2 separate regions of the Homo sapiens genome follow, and region 2 is linked to region 1. A link is a contact called in ENCODE Hi-C or POLR2A ChIA-PET data. All regions are on one chromosome and are shown on one strand. Each heading gives the region's core, a stretch centred on a gene start or an enhancer-like site at or near the end of the contact. The rest is flanking DNA. Distances are from core to core; before and after follow the strand shown.

Region 1 (6,982 bases), core at 2,086-4,585:
TCATACATATCAAAATACACCATCCTCAACTATATAATTGGACTGCAAAATGCTTGATATGAAGTATGTAAAAAAATAAGCAGTTTATTATACCTTACAACCTTATAAAGGGTTGCTATCTAGTACAAAGATAACATTTATCTTATAACAAAAATTTGATAGTTTTAAAGGTTAGTATTGTGTAGGGTATTTTCCAAAAGACTAAAGAGATAACTCAGGTAAAAAGTTAGAAATGTATAAAACACCATCAGACAGGTTTTTAAAAAACAACATATTACAAAATTAGACAATCATCCTTAAAAAAAAAAACTTATTGTATCAATTTCTTTTGTTCAAAATGACTGACTTAAGTATTTTTAAATATTTCAGAAACACTTCCTCAAAAATTTTCAAGATGGTAGCTTTCAGATGTTCCCTCAGTCCCAATGTTGCTCAGATAAATAAATCTCGTGAGAACTTACCACCCACCACAAGCTTTCTGGGGCATGCAACAGTGTCTTTTCTTTTCTTTTTTTTTTTTTTTTTTTTACAGGCACAGAAACTCATCAATTTTATTTGGATAACAAAGGGTCTCCAAATTATATTGAAAAATAAATCCAAGTTAATATCACTCTTGTAAAAAAGTTGAGCACACTTTTCACAAACAATTTATGTAAAAGAGAAGAAAATACACATAATTTTACATAATATCTTAAACTCTTTTATTCCCTACCATAGACATTTTGTCTTGTTTTCTTTCAGTTTTCTACAATTTCCAACTTGTACCTGTGTTTAATACTGCTTTAGTGTGCTAAAGACATTAACTGATTGCTTTCCTAAATCTAAGGATTATATAGTTTTAGTATAAATATATATCATATATTTTCGTAAAACTTTGACAAAACCAAATAAGCAAGCCTTGTTTTAAGTCCACGCTCCTGCCACTGTTTACAAAATTTGATTTAATGATCAAAAAACTATTGGTTGTCACTCTTCTGTTACAACAATCTTCCTTGTGAACTGCCACCCAGTTTTTACATAATAATAACAAGCAATAGAAAAACCAAAGAAATTATGTTAATCTTAGCTCTTCCTTTGCAAGTGTCTTTTCTTCTTACACCCAGTGCTTAGAAATAGGCACTCCTCAACCAGTGTTCACTGAATTCAACTGCTGAAATTGTAACAGTTAAATTATCAACACAACTCTTAATAAATAAACATTCCTTTGGGAAATTGTGGGAAATCAAAACACTTTTAAGTTTATACAAGTATTCATAAACATAAAATATTCTAGTTTATCCTAATGCCCTAGCTCTTATGAGTGCTATAGAGGCAATTAAAAAGGGAAAATTTCTTGAGTAGTTCACATGTGGAGAATTTGTTAAAACCGAAAAGCAGTCCAAAATTTTTAAAAGGCATACTAAATATTAGCTATACTCACTATTACATGGTATATAGCAATTTAGTAATTCATAGTACCACATATTTTACTTTAAAAGCAGGTCCCATATTAAGGCCTGCTTTTAAAATTGCCACTAAAAAGAAAATATTTTCAATTTGTATATTTAAACCATTAATTTAGATAACATCTTTTAAAGTCTACAAATTTAACATAGCCAAGAGTTGGTATTTGAGAAAAAGGTTTCAGTACAGGGTGTGAACAATGAAAAATTATAAAGGCATGTAATAAAAATGTTCCATAAAAACAAAGATACCTCAAGCAGGTCCACCTATACCTCTAGTTTAGTTTAGAAACTAATTCAGTATTTTAAGAATCATATAATTTTAAACTTTGCACTAAGCCTAACCTTTTTAAAAAATGGTCAGGGCCAGGTGCAGTGCCTCAAGCCTGTAATCCCAGTGCTTTAGGAGGCTGAGGTGGGAGGACTGCTTGAGTCCAGGAGTTCGAGACTGCAGTGAGCTGTGATTACACCACTGCACTCCAGCCTGGGAGAGCAAGAACCTGCCCATTAAAAAACCAAACAAAAATGGGCAGGTGTGGTGTCTCATACCTGAAATCCCAACACTTTGGGAGGCCAAGACAGGAGGATTGCTTGAGCCCAGGAGTTTGAGGCCAGCCTGGAAGCTACAGCGAGCCCCTGTCTCTATTATGTAAAAAAATAAAAATTTTTTTAAAAAAGAGGTTTTCTTATGTGTACCTGAAGCAAAGTAGTAAGTATATCTTTTCTTCTCCACGTTGTACAAGAGATGACTGTAAACACAAAATTAAAACTCATCTTAGGATCATGGTCCATCCACGAAGCTACTTTAAACTCTGATGATTCCAAGCAAGGAAGCAATATTTGCTTATTCAAAAAGTACTGAATATTCAGAGTAAGCAATATGCTAGATACTGTAACAATTTAAAAATACCAACACACATGTGTATTAAAAAGACACTGGCAGGCCGGGTGCGGTGGCTCATGCCTGTAATCCCAGCACTTTAGGAGGCCGAGGCAGGTGCATCACCTGAGGTCAGGAGTTCGAGACCAGCCTGGCCAACATGGTGAAATGCCGTCTCTACTAAAAATACAAAAATTAGCTGGGCATGGTGCCACACACCTGTAATCCCAGCTACTTGGTAGGCTGAGGCAGGAGAATCACTTGAACCTGGGAGGCAGAGGTTGCAGTGAGCCGAGATTGTGCCACTACACTTCAGCCTGGGCAACAGAGCGAGGCTCTATCTTAAAACAAAAAAAGGAAAGACACTGGCTTCAAATATACAATCTGGTAGAGGAATTAATATACGATTAGAGAACAAGTTTACCACCCTATACCACAAAACACTCTCATGGGTGTCAATTCTGAATATAAGGTTTGAAATCTCTTAAGCTTTTAAAAATACACATAACATTTAAGGCTTACAAAAAGGTTTACTAACATATTTTATAAAAATGATGCCATGTATCCTCCAGGTTAAGAAATGGTATCACTACTGTGAAGGTGAGTGGTTGCGGGGTAAAAAAAAAGAAAGAATGGCATCACATACCAGCTCCTGTAATATCATAATCCTATCAAGTACGGATTTGCAAAAATTTTCACTTTAGATATGAGGTAATTAATATGTTTTCTCCACACCCTGTCCTCACTTATCAGGTAAAAAGAATTTTACTCCTTTAAGATTAAAAAACAAGCATGCCTTCATTAAAAGAGATTAAAAGAAAAAAATCATCACGTCTTCTTGATTTATAAGTGGCCCCTAAGTCTTTTATTCTACTGCATTTACAAACTGTTCTTCTTGAAGTTTCAGTTTAAAGTCCTCTCTGATTCCTTCCAGTAACTCTGGTTTAAAAATAACATCCAGTGCCGTCATTGCCAGAGCTTTGGCCGTCCGCAGAGTGTAGAACTGAGCTTCCTGTGACCCTAAAAGGTAGAGAAAATAAAATACCTCCTTACTTATTTAAGCTGTATTTAATTTCACAGGTTAGCTACCCGTATCTCAACTGGCTCTCCAACTGCCCACCACAGTGCAGTATTTACTGAGGTGATGTTATGTAGTGAAATAGTAGGTTAAACAGAAAGGCAGCTACTACCAGAAGAAGAGTGTGTGTGCCAAAACAGTCACATCCAACAACACTTACCAGCAGCTTCAGTGTACTGTTCAGTATGATTCAAGGCATTAGATCCAATGTGAAAATATGGATGAATTCCAGGAACCACAAAACTAACATTTCCAAAATCCGTAGATCCTTGGAACACACAAAGTTAAGAAAAGTCTATTTAAGTATATGTGGTTAAGTATTCTGGAGTTATGAAGTCACAGTCCCTGTTAGAAGAGACGCAGAGAAGTGAGCTTCTTGGAGAGTTGTCCGTATGCTCATGCTTTCATGGGCTCACCTTCCACTGAGTCTGCCACCCACTCCCCTGTATCAGTCACATCTCTCATGAAGGTCACTGCAAACCTGCCCTCACCTTGTCTCACGGCTTTTACTGGCCCTCTTGGCCAGCACTCCACACTGCCACCTACTCCCTTTCTTCTCTTCTGTGACACAGCACTTGCATGGCTTCCCTTCTGCCTCTCTGATGGCCCCTTCTTCTGTCTCTCTTGGGGATAGAGCCCCCTCTACCTGACGATGAAATAATAGTTACGGGAGACTCCATTCCAGGCCCCTTTCTCTTCTTACTGCATATTCTTTCTCAAGATTTTGTCCGTATGTATTGCTTCAAATCACCACCAACTCAAATCTCTTCCCAGTCTCTGCTAAGTTCCATGCTCATACATCCAGTTGCCAGCCTGGTATCTTCTCTTGGATGTCTTCAAGGTAGATCAAACTTAACATATCTAAAGTCAAACTCATGATCTTTCTCTTCTACCTCCACTCCACCTATCAACAGTACCTGCCAAATATCTCAGAATCCTAACGCTCTTTGCATCACCATCACCAACACCTGTCCTCAGCCTATGCTATCATTATCTCTTGCCTGAACTAGAAGTTTCCTAATTGGTCTAGCAGCATCTACTCTATTTGCCGTCTTTTTTTTTTCAATCTTCATTCACCTTTCCAACCTGATCTCATACCATGTTCCCACTACTCTCGATGCCCTAGCCGCTCTAGACACTCACCATGCTCTCCCTGTCACAGGACCCTTGCACATGCTATCCCTGCATCATCTCTGTAACTCTTACTTAACCTTCAAATTCCATCTTAAGCATCATTTCCTCAGCAAAGCCTTACTTACTTCACCTTCCCATAAAGTGAAATTCCTCTAGCATAAGCTCTCACAGAGATGTATTACTCTCCTTTACAGTACTTTTTAATTTTCCATGTATTGGATGATTTGGTTCATGCTTATGTCAGAAACTAAATTATGAGGCTGTATGAGGCAAGAAATAGTATTTGAAATGACTGTGCATCTAGCTTCTCACAGGATTGACACACAGGCACTTGTTGAATAAATCACAGTAAAAACAAAGCCTTATGTTCACTCAATGGATATTTACTGAATGTTTATTACATGTCAAACACCATGCAGGCAAAGTGAGACTACACAGTGATTGGTAAGAGAATAAAGGAATATGTGACAAAGAGTAGCTAACATTTATCTGGAATACTACGTTCCAAACACAATCCTAAGTGCTTTGTATGTATTCTCATTAATATTTAGAACAGTTTCCATTTTAAACATGAAGAAACCAAGGCTTATGGGTATTAAATAACATGCCGATAGTCTCACAGCTGCTAGTTATGTGGTAAATGCAGACTGAGGCCAGACTTTGAGGCATAGTAGCCTCTATAGAAGTACTGCTTCAGAAAATATTCACTAAGCACTTAACTGTGCCAGAAACGGCTCCACACACTGAGGATGCACAGTAATGGGACATCAGTGAACAGGATGGAAAAAGCCTCTCCAGTGTTTAAAGAGTCTAAAGAGTCTGAGTGTAAAAACAAAACAAAACAAAAAAGGATGGACAAAAAAAAACCTGTTGCATATTTTAAGATCTTACTTGTGGAACTAGACCCTAGAGCCCACAAATCATACCAAAATCACAGCCACTTTATCCTACTGTTTTGTCCATTATATAAAACCCAAACCCGGGGTAGAGCAGGCCATGTGTCTTCCCTTCTTCAGCTAGACAGCAGAAACCTGCTAGGGTAAAAGAACAGAACCATGCTGAGCTGAGCTTTCTTGCTGTCCAGAACAAAAGAAAACATGAAACTCTGATGTCCCTGGACAACTCCTCTCAGTGGCAATTCTCTCTCAATCCCTCAGCCCTACCAGCTCAATGCTCACTGTGTGCTACTTCCTAGAGGGAAAGTCTCTGAACTCCCTGACCTCCTTCCTAAACATTACATCTACTTCTCAAGTATCTTCCCTTAAAAACTATTTTCTTTTCCGTATTTCCCTCAAGCTTGTATCCACTCTTTCTATTTTCCTTGAAAGCTAACTCTCTTGAAAAAGAATAGTCTTCATTTGCTACTTCCACTATCTCAGCAGTCAATGCCCTGGGTAGAGAAGTGAGACCCAGCATCTGGTACCACTGGTCTTATACTATTTTCTTCCAGACAATTCATGAATTTCTAATTACTAGAGTCCAGTGGACACTAGACCATATTCATCTTATTCAGTCTCTACAGCACTTGACATGATTTATGCCTCCTTCTCTTCTGTAAGTTTTCTTCTCCCTTGGCTTCCATGACTTCTCCTCTCTCCTGATTGTCTGGCTTTCTCTCTGACCACTTCGTTGACTGCCAATGTCTGATCTCTGGGAATCTTCTTCCTCTATGTATTTGGGCAACCTCATCGACATCTATGTCTTCTATATACCTTTCATATATGGACAACTCCTAAATCTCCAAACTAGACATCTTTTTGGGTTCTAGATTTAACAGGTACTGAACAGCTCCACTTAGAAATACTATAAGCACCTCAAGTTTAACATACTAATAATTTATAACAACCCCCTCTTACCCTAACCTGCTCTTTCTCTTGAACTCCTTATCTTAATGAATGACACCGACACCCCATTTTCACCACCAAGTCCTTTTGGGCCTACTTCAACAACATCTATTTTTAAAACAGATGATACATCTCTAACTTGCAAATGTATTAGTAATAATATGCTTTTAAAAGGAAAAAAAAACTAACATAACCCCAAATATGCTTATTTCAATTCTAGCTGTCTGTTGCTCCTCAGAAACTGAAAATGCCCCAGATAACTAAGTACTTAGTAACCTGCTTATTGTGATGACTGAGAATGAATTAAAATTCTATATCCCACCTTAGCAACTTACTTAAAAATTAAAACTAACGAAACTTAAACACTAGAAAATATTTAGAATACAGACAAAAATGTAGGTTGACTATTTCTAAAATCAAGTCTGCTCGTTTGACATTCTACACTCACTTAAGAGTCCATTAGTTTCTTTCCCCTAACCATAAAGTTTGTGAAAATATTAAAAACGTCAGTAGTACCTCCCGACCTCCCAAACCATTAAATACAACCAATTTAACCAAAGATGGTATTTCTCTTCCTCAAATAGCTCAATATATAAAAAAACAC
Region 2 (6,982 bases), core at 3,261-5,760, 210 kb before region 1:
TGAAAAAAATCTGTTAACATACCGTTCTTAGAAAACAGAGCTTCCTATACACTTAATATAAAATAAACAAGGAGTGGGGGAAACTGATTATGTTACCCGATGTAGAAACAATTCTACATAATTATAAATGTGCTGAACAGGTGGTGTACAGACTGACTAGGTGTGAACTAGTTGTTCATCTTATTAAGATGTTAAGGTGTTGCTATCTGTATTGTATCTGACATCCTCATCTAATCGATGAGGTAAAGCTTTTGCTCATCTTCCTCTTTACTCACTGCCTGTGACCTGCCTTACACAGCTTGACGCTCTGCCTTTCAGCTTTTGTGAGAGTCTAGTCTCCATTTTTCTCTTCCATTGCTTAAAAATCCTTTGCCCACTCAGCTCGGATTCTCTCTGTTAACTGTTAGACACACACACACACACACACACACACACACACACACACCACACACACATGGAAAGTGATACTTACAAGATTGTATTGAGGATGAAATATCATTAGGCTCATAACGTGCCTTTACCTGGTAGACTCTGGATAAATGTAGCTGCCATAATTTATTATTACTGTTATAATTAAACGCTGACATCTGGCTTTAGAAATAAACCTTATTGCCCAAGATTACTGCCCTGAAGCATTCTATTATTTTTAAACCGTTTAAATGGATGACCTTGAAATAGTCATGGAAGATGAACGCACCCTGATTACAGTGCAGATTGCCATGGTAATCAAGTACAATGAACAACACAATTAATCTGGCACATGCTTAACAATGTGCATGATCATTATTGTGCCATATGGTCATTAGCTGTAAGTGGTAAGTTGTTCATGTAAATGATGTTAATCAGAGTTACTTTTACCCAGCTAAAACAAACATGGGGAGGGAGGGGTTAGGAGGAGGTGGCCTGGCTTTGCCGTCAGATTGGTTTTTCTGTGGTGGAGTACAGTGTTCTGAGAACCCACAGGATTCAGTAAGAACCAGTCTGGGTCACAGATGGTTTGTGGGCTCTGGGGTTTCCTCAGATTGTTTGCTGGAGCAGCAACAAGCCAGTCCTGTTAACCAGCAGGAGGCAGGGTTGTGTGCAGAGCCTGGGGCCCTCTTAGGCAATGAGGAAGCAGGTGCCCTTGTAACTGGAGGCCTTGCTGCCCCTCCCCACCTGCCCAGTGGAGACCAGCAGGCCCTAGAATCAGGTGACCTGGTGCCTCAGGAATCTCTCAGCTGAGGCTGTGCCCCAGCTGGCAGCTCTGTGCTCACTCATGCACACACATGCACACGCACATATATGCACACACACATGCACACACTTTAAAATATGTTCTATCTTCATGTGTTTTCATTGCTTATAGATGAAAAACTTGAGTAGTAAAACAGTTTTTGCAGTTGCAAACCTCATCAATTTCTACTTGTAATTTTTGGTGGAGTCTGTTTTTCTAATTTGTTTAATGTTTACCTTTTTCTGATTGTGAAAGTAATACATGCTTATTGCAGAAAATACATAAAAGTCTAAAGAATAAAATTAAAGTAGCCCATAATCTCACCACCTAGAGACAGTCAGTGTTTACATTTTATATAGTTTGTTCTTATTTCCATGTGTAATTTTTAGGATAATGAGATCACATTTGTATGTGAAATTTTTCATCCTGCTTTTTTCATTTAACATTACCACCTGATAATTTTCCTGTATTATTAAATGCTGTTAATAAACAGTGTTTAATATCTATATAGTATTATATTTACTTGGAAATTTTAAATGCTATTTTCTTCATTGGGTAAAACATGTTAAATGTTTCAGTTTCTTGTTCTCAGAACATTACTTATAAGCAAGAGAGATTGAGCCTTAAAATATAGTAGTTAAAACAGTGCAATGGAAGTTAATGAATTCTGTTAAAGCATCTTTAACATTTGATGTCCAGCACTTAAAAGGTTTTTCTTTAATGTTTTGGTAGGTTATAGTGAGTTGAATCCTTTAAAAAAAACAAAAAATACGAACTTCCACAATTTACTTTTTTTTTTTTTGAGATGGAGTTTCGCTCTTGTTGCCCAGGCTGGAGTGCAATGGCATGATCTCGGCTCACTGCAACCCCCGCCTCCCGGGTTCAAGTGATTCTCCTCCCTCAGCCTCCCGAGTAGCTGGGATTACAGGCATGCACTACCACGCCTAGCTAATTTTGTATTTTTAGTAGAGACGGAGTTTCTCCATGTTGGTCAGGCTGTTCTCGAACTCCCAACCTCAGGCGATCCACCTCGGCCTCCCAAAGTGCTGGGATTATAGGCCTGAGCCACCGTGCCCACCCTCACAATTTACTTTTAAGTGGCCATGTATATGGCAGCTTAAAATACTCTCAAAACTAAAAACCTACATTTCCTAAAAATACTCTTGTGCAATTCAGGCTTTTCATTAAATCTGGCTTGATACTGTACCCCCTTGTGTATTTACAGGATTAAAGCATTAACTTTGAAATTAGCCATATCTAGGTTTGAGGTCCTGACTTTACCCCTATCGTCAGCTTTGACCAAGTTATCTTATTTTCCCCTAGCCTCAGTTTCCTTAGAAACTTAGAGGATTCTTATAGCAGACAGAGGATAATGCATTTTAAGAACTAAGAATGGTTAATATCACATAGTAAGCTTTAATAAATGCTAGTTCTCAGTGAATGTGGTAAGGTTTAACACAATTCCAATTAAGTCAAATTTCTGGTCAGTTATTCATAAATTTGGGGAGTAAAAATAAATCAGAAAATTTATGTACAGTTTTAGGTAAGGGGGAAAAGGTTTAGGGAAGTGTCCTTTGCCTGTGAGGAAAGGATTCATAACACTTTTATTACACAGGTATCTTCAGAGGGTCCAGTTTCAGTCATTAAAGCCATGATAATAAGTGTGTATTTTATGTTCTCAGCATTATGCTTAGTGCTACATATGCATTATTTCATTTAATCTTCATTAGAAAACTTTGAAATAATTACTGTTAGTGTACATATGAGGAAATTGAGGCTCAAAGAAGTTATTCGACTTGTCCAAGCTCACATAGCTAGCAAATAAAAGAAATGAGATTCAAACCCAAGTCACTTGTGTCTGCACACCACACCTTTTCTTAAATAGACCTATATATCTTTTTTTTTTTTTTTTTTTGAGACGGAGTCCTGCTCTGTCACCCAGGCTAGAGTACAGTGGCACAATCTCGGCTCACGGCAACGTCTGCCTCCTGGGTTCAAGGGATTCTTCTGCCTCAGCCTCCCGAGTAGCTGGGACTACAGGTGTGCGCCACCACGTGGTGCCTGTCTAATTTTTGTATTTTTAGTAGAGATGGGGTTTCACCCATATTGGCCAGGCTGGTCTTGAACTCATGACCTCGTGATCTACCTGTCTCCCAAGTGCTAGGATTACAGGCGTGAGCCACTGCGCCTGGCCAAATAGACCTATATATCTTATTTAACTCTTTATTTTGAAAAAAAGTTAAAACCTACAGAAAATATACAAGGGTAGTAAAATGAACTCCTGTATAACTCTTCACTGGGATTCATCAGTTTTTACCAATTTGCCATATTTGCTGCATCTCTCTTTTTCTAATACATATTGTGTATCTATTTCTTTTCAGTGAACCATTTGAGAGTAAATTGAACCAGTTCACAGTTCAGCAAATTTAGCATGGCTACATTATTATCTAATATATAGACGATATTCAGATTTTACCAGTGGTCCCAATTCTATCTTTTATAGCAGTTTTTCCCAATTCAGGATCCAGTCTAGCACTTGGCTTTCAGGTCTCTTTAGACTCCTTGAATTTGGAACATATCTTCAGCCTTTCTTAGTCTTTCATCAGACCACGCTTTTGACAGCCTGGCTATTCTAGGTGAGAAAACAAGAAGCCCTTGGCCACGGAGGTGGGGAGAGCTAACCTCATCCTTCAACTGGCTTCTTCAGGTGCCTGGAGAGTGTCCCAGCTGCTGCAGACAGCCACTCATTGTCAGTAGGAAATGACTGTTGAGGACTGTGTATGTTTTTGTGCCTGTGTGTTTCTGAGCTCTTTTGCTGAAAGGCACTGCAAGTGTAAACAACTTATGATTATCACTTTTTGTGGCTTAAAGCCGGTCTCTTGTCACTGGCTTACAGTTTCTAGTTCTTTCTCAATGGTCACATGTTTTGGTTTCTGTCCCCATTTAGTCTCAAAGAAGATGGAGCAGGAACCCCCTATGACAAGGAATCCACAGCCATCATAAAGCTTAATAATACAACCGTGCTTTATTTAAAAGAGGTGACAAAGTTCCTGGCTCTCGTTTGCTTTGTCAGAGAGGAAAGCTTTGAAAGAAAAGGTAACTTTTTGGTGTGATTTAAAAGAAGCATTAAAAGAAGCATCAGACTGCTACTGCATGTATTGTTTGTTGAATGTGGGTGGACAACAGCATAGCCCTCGAAACTTCCAGATGCCAGTCACAGGCCCTCTTGGCTTGGAGTTCAGAGCGGGGCGGGCTCCTGCCCCCAGTGTCAGCTTCTGGGCCAGTGAACTGGCCTGCCCTCTAGTGGTGCATCTGCGATTGCAGCGAGGTGGAAGTGGAACCCCATGATCCTCCCAGGGGCCTTGGCATCTCTGCTAGGGGGAAGCTAGTTGGGGCACTGTTGCCAGGCTGTGAATGAAGTCTCTTACCAGGGAGCAGACTCCCAGCCTATACTGAGGGTGGAGGTCTCCACTTTGCTCCACACCTCTAGAAGGTCTTAGGTAACCGTGTGATCTTTTGTTCTTCCCATGTAAAGGAGGGGACAACAGGTGGTTTGACTTCTGTTCAGCCTCAAAATACTTCTTAAATCTTCAGAACACAGGGATGGCATCATGATTCCGGAAAGGGAAGACCATGAATATATTTAACTCCACCAAATTTTTTTTAGGATCAAATTCAGTTTTATTTTGAAACAAAAGCAATTAAACTAATTTCCCCCTTCTATAATATCTAAACAAAAGTTACTAACAGAAGTCCCTAGCTTACTGATATGGCTAGGGACTTTTGTTAGTAATAGGGTATGGTTTACTAATTTGTTGGGTAAAAGAAAATCTCCAACAAATAGTTACATATCCTGAATATGTTATAGTAACATATCCTGAAATAGCCTTTTTCTTCTATATTATAAGCAATATAAGCCCATTAAATTAAAAATGCTTTGAAAATTTAGGAAAGTATGTAGAATAAAACCAGGTATTTCACCATCTAGAGCTAAACCCATGTTAAATTTCTGGGATTTTCTTTCTCCCTTTCTCTCTCTTTTTTGAGACAGGATCTCGCTCTGTTACTTAGGCTGGAGTGCAGTGGCACAGTCATGGCTTTCTGCAGCTTTGACCACCCGGGCCCAAGTGATCCTCCCACCTCATCCTCCCATGTAGCTAGGACCACAGACACATGTCAACAACCTGGAATTTTTTTTTGTTTTTGGTAGAGATTGGGGTCTCACCATGTTTCCTAGGCTGGTCTCAAACTCCTCGGCTCAAGTGATCCTCCCACCTCGACATCCCAAAGTGCTGGGATTAAAGGAGTGAGCCACCACGTCTGGCCCTTCTCTCTTATTTCCTCTCCCTCCTACCCTCGCTCCTTTTCTCCCTTCCTTCATTCCTTTTTTTCCTTCCTTCCAACAAAACTGGGGCCATATTGTCTAATATAGTTTTATATTCTAATATAGTTTTATATTTAATACAAATATGAAAATATTTATATTTTATATTACATATATTTCACTTACGTATATCATGAAATTTTCCTAATTCATTGGCCATGAAAACTTAATTTACATTGTTTATTTTTATCAGAAAAGTAATAGATTCTTTTAGAAAATTTAGAAATAATATTTAGCAAAAAAACAATAATTATCGATGTTTCTCATTCAGATAACTACTCTTAACATTTCCTGTATACTTTTCCAGTCCTTTCTTGCATATGCATTTTCTAAAAGGACTATGATAGATTGTATGATGAATTCTACTTTATAACCTTCACTTAAATTATTACAGACATGTTTCCAATTCACCGTCTTTTTTTAACCACATCATTTTAATGATTGTATTAGATTCTTCTATTTTCAGACATCTATGTTGTTTCTAGATTTTAATGTTATAAATAATATCATTATGACCTCTTTTGCACTAAATATTTATGTGCATCTTTGGTTGTTTCCTAAGGAAAAATTTAAAGTGGAATTACTTAGATCAAAAGGGTAGGCCCATTTTGGGGGCTTCTAATGCATATTACCAAAATGTTCTTCAGAAAGATTTTCTGGTTTTATGCTGCGAAGAGAATATGAATACTTATTTTGCTGTGTTCTTATCAATATTGGGTATTAGTATTTTTAAAAGTTGTTAACTGAAAACTGGTATATTATGTGAATTTACATTTTCTTGCTGCTTAGTGATGTCCTGTATTTTTCCTGTGTGTACCATGACTGACCAAATTGCCTTTTGTGTCCTTTGGCCTCAGAACTGTAAATTAAATGGTGTTCATCTTTTACTCCTTATTTTCATCTTGCTAGAAACAAGAACAGATTATATAATAGATCACGGAATTTTAAAGATAGACAGGAATACACCTTGTTTCACCCTCTCATGTCACAGATGATTTTACTCAGGCCTAGAAAATATAAATGACTTTCTCTCAACATCACACCACCACTTTATGGCAGTCAGGGCTAAAGGTTGCTGGCCTCAAGTGATCCTCCCTGCTCAGCCTCCCGAAGTGCTGTGCTGTGCCTGGCCTCCTGGTGTGCCTGGTGCCTGGGTGTTTTTATTGTGCAGCTAGGGTTGAGAACTCCTGAACCAGAGAAGGATGTGGGGCCTTATGAACTGTAGGTGGGGTGAAGAGAGTGTTTATTTTGTTTATGTCTCTGTTCATGTATTTTCAAAAACTTTTCATGAGGGTTGAAATAGCAAACACTGTTTATGGATATTTACTGTCTTTAAAAAGCCTCAGTTGTGAACTTTTACTTAAAATTCCAAACACAGCAAGATT

What was found. Hi-C counts contacts between places; a loop is a spot of excess contacts on that map. ChIA-PET counts read pairs that join two places held with the same protein, here RNA polymerase II (POLR2A). Pooled maps may share reads with other maps.
Region 2: a pooled map shows a loop between it and region 1 (2.1-fold over the local background). The contact joins two enhancer-like sites. A Hi-C loop is called at or near these places in 2 of 50 pooled maps. POLR2A ChIA-PET finds 5 or more read pairs at or near these places in 3 of 52 experiments (H1, activated T-cell and activated naive CD4-positive, alpha-beta T cell).

The regions. Positions count from the first base shown.
Region 1 is chr6:89,158,469-89,165,450 of GRCh38, reverse strand. It overlaps PM20D2 (peptidase M20 domain containing 2), which reads right to left. Exons shown (of 7, transcript NM_001010853.3): 6 at 3,561-3,668; 7 at 1-3,342. The coding sequence ends at 3,188. Among named protein-coding and RNA genes, the nearest start is that of PM20D2, 16 kb to the right of the region's middle. Within about 2 kb of position 3,335, at least 8 of the 41 ENCODE cell types and tissues checked have a DNase peak (open chromatin) inside an H3K27ac peak, as active enhancers do.
Region 2 is chr6:89,369,764-89,376,745 of GRCh38, reverse strand. RRAGD (Ras related GTP binding D) reads left to right here. Exons shown (of 7, transcript NM_021244.5): 6 at 4,161-4,309. Among named protein-coding and RNA genes, the nearest start is that of UBE2J1, 21 kb to the right of the region's middle. RefSeq lists enhancers at 648-1,148, 1,149-1,649, 3,743-3,862, 4,233-4,452, 4,362-4,656. Within about 2 kb of position 4,510, at least 8 of the 41 ENCODE cell types and tissues checked have a DNase peak (open chromatin) inside an H3K27ac peak, as active enhancers do.